Linked DNA regions of Homo sapiens: region 2 is linked to region 1. A link is a contact called in ENCODE Hi-C or POLR2A ChIA-PET data. All regions are on one chromosome and are shown on one strand. The core of a region is the stretch at or near the end of the contact, and the rest is flanking DNA. Distances in the headings are between cores, read along the strand shown. Region 1 overlaps TARID (TCF21 antisense RNA inducing promoter demethylation). Region 2 overlaps TARID (TCF21 antisense RNA inducing promoter demethylation).

Evidence for each region. A loop is a pair of places that touch in the nucleus more often than their neighbours do. ChIA-PET counts read pairs that join two places held with the same protein, here RNA polymerase II (POLR2A). Pooled maps may share reads with other maps.
Region 2: a map of PC-9 shows a loop between it and region 1 (9-fold over the local background). The contact joins two enhancer-like sites. A Hi-C loop is called at or near these places in 6 of 168 maps with a recorded cell type or tissue (Caco-2, IMR-90, MCF 10A and 3 more) and 3 of 50 pooled maps. POLR2A ChIA-PET finds 5 or more read pairs at or near these places in 3 of 52 experiments (AG04450, BJ and MCF 10A).

Annotation. Positions count from the first base shown.
Region 1 is chr6:133,567,859-133,571,185 of GRCh38, forward strand. TARID (TCF21 antisense RNA inducing promoter demethylation) reads right to left here. Exons shown (of 9, transcript NR_109982.1): 5 at 332-390. Among named protein-coding and RNA genes, the nearest start is that of EYA4-AS2, 110 kb to the left of the region's middle. Within about 2 kb of position 1,818, at least 12 of the 41 ENCODE cell types and tissues checked have a DNase peak (open chromatin) inside an H3K27ac peak, as active enhancers do; they include IMR-90 and PC-9, where a contact is called at or near this core.
Region 2 is chr6:133,608,245-133,611,571 of GRCh38, forward strand. All of the region lies in intron 4 of TARID (TCF21 antisense RNA inducing promoter demethylation), which reads right to left. Among named protein-coding and RNA genes, the nearest start is that of EYA4-AS2, 150 kb to the left of the region's middle. Within about 2 kb of position 1,512, at least 4 of the 41 ENCODE cell types and tissues checked have a DNase peak (open chromatin) inside an H3K27ac peak, as active enhancers do; they include IMR-90 and PC-9, where a contact is called at or near this core.

The sequences.
Region 1 (3,327 bases), core at 568-3,067:
CTCATTTAAGTGAATGCCTCATCCTACCAAGGATTCAGTTTCTGCAGAGGAAAGTTGACTCATCTATAAGTCTCTAAGCAAATAGAAAATAAAATAAGTTTTAAAACAACAGATTGAAATCTCTGCCACCGAGGGCTCAACACGACCCTTTATGTAGCAGCGCGGGGCGCAGAAGGAATTCAGGGACCCTTTTCCCACTTGCAGTGACTTTTGATGCATGTGTTTCAGTAGCTTCTGGAGATGGGCTACGTGGAAATACAGAACGATTCTCAAGTAGATTTGAGACAACTCCGAGGAGTCTGAGAAATTTGGGGGAAGAATTTGAACTTGCCTGCAATTCCCAAGCAGTAGAGGAAGTTGGTCGGATGATTACTTGCAGGTTCGTGTTGTCTGTGAAAAAAACAAGTTTGATTAAATAATCAGCAAAACCTGGATAGTCAGAAAAGACTTGAGAGCAAGTGAGAAAATTCCAAGTATCCCCTCCATCTTTCTTTTAGTACCTAACACAGTACATGACACATAGAAGGAGCACCACAGATATCTGTTCGATTACACCCTGATTGCACTTACTGCTCTCTGAGGCCAAAAGATATAGGGTCGAACGTTTTGAGCAGAAAATAACTGGCTCAAGGCTGAGGAAAAACAACAGTAACACGAACCATAACAACAAAATCTACGCTGGGAGCGGTGGCTCACACCTGTAATCCCAGCACATTGGGAGACAGAGGCATGCGGATCACATGAGGCCAGGAGTTCGAGATTAGTCTGGCCAACATGGTGAAACCCTGTCTCTACTAAAAATACAAAAAAAAAAAAAAAAAAAAAATTTAGCTGGGCGTGGTGGCACACGCCTGTAATCCCAGCTACTGGGAAGACTGAGGCAGGAGAATCGCTTAAACCTGGGAAGCGGAGGTTACTGTGAGCCGAGATCGCGCATGGCACTCCAGCTTGGGCAACAGAGCGAAACTCCGTCTCAAAACAACAACAAAAACCTAAGGAGTGAGATAAGAATAAAGACGTTTCTTTATTCCTCATAAGAACCCCTCACCAGGTCCTTCCCTAGAAATAAGCTAATTATTGTTAAAATTTATTCAGTTAAAGGAAAAAACGCCATCAATCCTTTTCTTTCCTCCTTCCCTTCATTATTCAGGTTTCTGAAAGTCTTCCCACTGGCAATACCTCAGAAGGACACCAGAGGACGATGTATTTTAACTGTTCGGATTCTCTCTAAAACCCCATCTTTCTTTTTCAGAGTCTCAAATCTCAACTGACAAATTAACCTAAGAACTATTCCACGAAATAAAGTAGAAGCAGCATGCCTTGTAGAGAAGCCGTGGTATAATGTATTATACTTTAATATTAATATTGTATTTTACACAGAATTTCTGCGAACTGCATGAATACTGATGATTCCAAGCCTAAACAAGAGGGGGAGTACAATCACAACACTCTGGAGATTAGGTGCTTAAAGCTTTCGAAAACGGCAGCCCGCTTTGTTACTGTGGCCGGTTCCTGGCTGGGAACAGGCTCCTTTTCGGCACTACCTACTTGATACGTGTGATGTTGTCACAAACATCTAGAAAAAACATTAGTTCTCAGGAAAAGAATAACAGGAGACACGTATATTGCCATATGAAAACAAGTATACATACGTGTGTATGCATGTGTATATTTGTACAAATTATGACCCCCTCGAAAACCTATGATCAGTGTCTCAAATATTAACATTACAGATAGTATTCCATCATTCCTGACTGCAACTGACAGGAGTTTCACTGAGAAGTGAGGATCGGAGCTTTGGTGACTCAGCTCTTTGTAGTCACCCCAGCAGGGTGTGTCATATGAGGGCCACGGAGCATGCATCATCCTGAGGAAGGTGTTTAAAACCAGCTCCCCTCGATGAGACAATCTCAGCGCTCCCTCTAGCTAAACCTGGCCTTATTGCCCTAACTCTAGTACACCAGATTTAAATATGCTTCACATAAAATACATTTGTCAAAAAGTACTAGAAATTAAGCACTTAGAAGCAACATCCAACTTATTAATGAAACTATAATTTTTCCTCAATATCTCAGCAATGATGAAGTAAACTAACTTTAGGGTAGACGTTAAAGCGTTATTTGCCATACATTTTTGCAATTCTAGCCCTCTTTAAACCTACTTGCAGAAAGTTATTAGCCCCAATGTCCATAAAATCCTTCTAAAAGAAGCTAATTCTTCTTCCCCAGCACCCAAAGTTGTTTGTGTTTTCTGTGAAGATATATTTAATATTCAGAAATTACTCTGTGACTTGCAAAATACAACTGACTCAAAATATATAAGTAGTGGGAGGGATTCTAACCTATAAATAAAAACCTCTTAAGTCTCAAAACATTTTAAGTAATTTTAAAACATTTTAAAATTTTAGAAAATAATTTATTGAATTAAAATAGTCAGCAATTACTGGTTATTACTAACATGAGCAAAATCACTGACAATTCAACTAAATTAAATCTATGAAAATCTGGGATTTAAGAATAATGTATTTATAATTTCTACAGAGGACAAGCCATAAATATTTTAACTTGAGAGTCTCGCATATATACACATTGTGAGCTAAATTAATCAAAACACTTGCTTAAAAAATTAACTATGCTTGAGGTGTCATGGTAGAGATCATATTTTAATGTATCAGAAAGAGATTTGATGCTTGACTAATTTCATTTAAGTGCATATTTCTTGATTATCATCCAACATCCCAGAATCTTATTTCCCTCATCTGAACCAACAATTAGAAATAGAGCAAATATTATTAGACAACATCCATGAAAATATATTCAACTTCATTACCAAAGAAATGCAAATTACAATCTATATAAGAAAAATATAAAAATAATGAAGTATTTTTAAATCAATAAAATATATAGTTTTAATGAGCACATGATGAAACTAGTATATTCATACATTGCTAGTTTTAATAAATATTAAAGCAAGTCATTTTGTAAAACAATTTTGCAGCATAGTTCAAAATATAGGATTCCATTCATTCGGAAAATCCAGAAGTAATAACTGAGCACCTCCAATTCACCGATTTAGGGACTGGAAATGCAATGACCAGCGTAAAGTGACACACCATCCCCGTGCTCATATTGCTTGCTGTTCGGTATTATTTTAAATTGAAAGGAAATAGTTGTATGCAGGTGACTATTCTCTGATATTCTCTGAACATAATTTAAATGCCTAACAGTTGGAAAGGCAACAATTAAATTTTAGCTTATCAATATCCTGTAAAACTATATAACCAATAAAATGAGAATTATGAACAAAGCAATTAGAAAAATGTTTCTG
Region 2 (3,327 bases), core at 262-2,761, 40 kb after region 1:
AGGCATTATTTTATTCCTTAATTTAATATTTTTTCAAATAAGTATCATTTAATAATACCAAATTTTCTATTTATGTATGTGTATCTATATACATATATATACACATACACCATATAATTGAAACTACATATATGTATATGGTTTATATACAGTTGGCCCTTTAACAACATGAGGATTGGGGCACTGACCCGTGTAGTTGAAAATCCACACATAAATTTTGACTTCCCAAAAACTTAACTGCTGATAGTCTACTGCTTACCAGATGCCTTTCCAATAACATAAACAGTTGATCAGCACATATTTTGTATGTTATATATGTTAGATACTGTATTCTTAAAATAAAATAAGCTAGAGAAAAGAAAGTGTTAAGAAAATCATAAGAGAAAATGCATATATAGCACTATACTACATTTATTGATTCCACAAGTTTAGGTTGTCTGTTGACAAGATGAATTGTCTGTTTGAAATGGCAGCAACCGCAGTTGCAGACCTGAATCTACAGTCTATATAAGGCAATTCAACTTTTTCTTGTGATGTCATGACTTTGCTTCTTGGGAGTACTCCAAGCGTCACTAATGGCGCTTCGTGTCGGTTCCATGCTGTTATTCATGGTTTACGGTATCACACTAAACACGATGACAAATACAAGAGAAGCCTGACAGATCACTTTGTACTGCAAAATGCAATTTACTGGAGAGGCAAACTGCTCAGTGGAAATGAGGAGATGATGTGCGTTTTTTGGTCACTTGGCATTTTAAGCAGATACTCGCAACACTCAAGCTCACTGCAATAGCAGCAGGAGGAGGCTACAGAATTATTACAGCAGTACAGTATGTAGTATGGCTAGTTTTATGCAGTTATGATTTAATACTGCAACTTTACATTTCTCTTGACTGCAAATGGTGCCATAGGTGGTCTGTAAGTGTTTGTGTGCCTACGTTTTGATAAATTTTAAGATATCTTATATTCATGTATATTTTATGGTCATAAATGATAAAATAGACTAGTATCTACATGTTTTTTATGTGTTCATAACACATCTAATGTTTTCTTAATTTTTTCAATAGTTCTAGGCTATTAGGTCCATCTGTGAGCTTTTTCAAGTTGTTGCAAATCTCCAAAAATTTGTTCAAAATATTTATAGGAAAGAAATCCACATATAAGTGGACCCACATAGTTCAAATCTGTGTTCAATGGTCAACTGTATATATACTATATGGCATATAGAGAGAGAGTTATATTTTTTTAATGAAAGACTGCTTATAATATTGTCATCCATTCTAAGATTCCTTATTTGCTAAGATGGGGGACTTGAAGAGAAGGAAGATCAATGGGAAGACTCTCCCACTCTCCTAGAGTTATTTCACAACCATTTCTCCTTTCTCAAATTTCCTGTGCTCTCTTTCCTGCCCTCATTCAAGTGGTCACCTTCCTTATTTCCCTCAGAAATACTCACAGAAGCTGTCAGAAGGGTTATGAGTCAACACTCACGTGCTTGAACCCACATGTCTATCAGCCAACCTTGGTGTGGCTGGACCTCACATTCTGTTTGCCCTTCTGTGATGGATGAACTTGTGTTCTGAATCCCATCCTGTGACTCACCCCAGTGTACCCTTTGTCCTGCGTCATTTGTTAATCCCTTTCTGTTAAGTCATTCACATTAGCACACAAGCATGCTATATTCACCATCTTAAACAAACAAAAACACCTCCTTTTGCCTCATATCCCCATATTCCTTTCCAGCTATTGCTCCACCTCCCCCCTCCCCACTTTGCAACAAAATTCTTCAAAGGAGTTATTTATACTACTGTCTTTACATTCCTTTCTTTACATTCTCTTTTGAAGCCACTCTAAGCCAGCTTTCATCCCAATCACTCCACCAAAACTGTGTTCCTCTGGTCACCAGTGACCTCCACATTCCAAATGAATTTCCATCCTTAGATTACTTGACCACTCACATTTCACAGTTACTCACTCTCTGTGTCTTGAAATACTTTTCTTTTCTTTTTTTTTACTTGGCTTCTCTTATATTCTTCTTTCTCTCAGTTTTCCTTCTACTTTAGTCATTATTACTTTAGACTTTCTTAATCTCTTTTGCTGGATCTTTCTCATCGTCCCCCTAACTTGCAAATACTAAGCACCCCAGAATTAGTCCTCCATCATCTTCTCTTCTATCTACTATCAGGAAATGGCTTACAAAGCCAGTGCCGAGGCTTTAAGTACACAGATGAACACCAAATTTCTATCTTTAGCCTTGATCCTCTCTCTGATATAGGCTATGACCTTTGCCATATTTCTACTGGAATATCTAAAGGTTGTCAAAACCTTCCAGTCAAGACTCTCAGGAACACACACCAAGGCCTAGCTAGCTGGTACCAGGACAGTTCCCTGATGTCAGGGGTTACTTTTCTTTCTTAAAGGCATCTCAGACTTGAAACATCCCTTACATGAGTCATTATTTATCTCTCCCTCCTAATTCCCACTAAACCTGTGCCTCCCAAGTCTTTCTCACTCATAAATTAGAAAATAAATTATCATGGCTAAAGTGTTTTGTGAGTCCTCAGGCTTCCATCTAATCTATCAGCAATTCTGTTGACTCTACCTTCAAATTGTGCCCCAATGCTAACCATGTGTGATGCCTGTCACCCTAGACCACACCATAATCATTTCTCACTTAGGCTAGTGCAAAGACCTCCTTGTTGGTGTCTCTGCTTTGATCCATGCCCCCTTACAATCTCTTCCCCATACAGCAATCAGAGTGATTCCTATAAATTATAAACCAGGTTGAAATTATAAACCAGATTGTTACTCCTTTACTTTAAACCTTCTAATGGTTTTTCTTTTCACTCACAACAGAAGCCAAAGGCCATAACCTACAAGCCTCATGGGGTCTGTGTCCATGCCAATTCTCTGACCTCATTCTCTCTTTCCCCTTGCTCAGCCTGCTGCAGTCCCGTCAGCCTCCAACATACCAAGGACATTCCCACTTTCAGAACTTTGCTACGCTCTTTGTTCCTAGGTTATTCTCCCACTTATCCACACAAGTCCTTCTCTCCTTGCATTTGGGTTCCTTCCATATGTCACCTTATTAGAATGGCTCTCCCTGATCACCCGTCTGATTATTCATTTTCCATTTACCCTATTCTATTCATCATGGCAATTGTCACTACCTGACATTTTATTTATTGTTTACTGTCTGTCTCTTCCCACTAGATTGTTAGCTCCCTGAGTTGGGACACCTTCTTCCATTGCTGTATCAAAGCATTGCCTGGCATAGAGTGGATGTGCAAAGAACATTTCTGAATGAAAGTAGACATAACTTAGAAA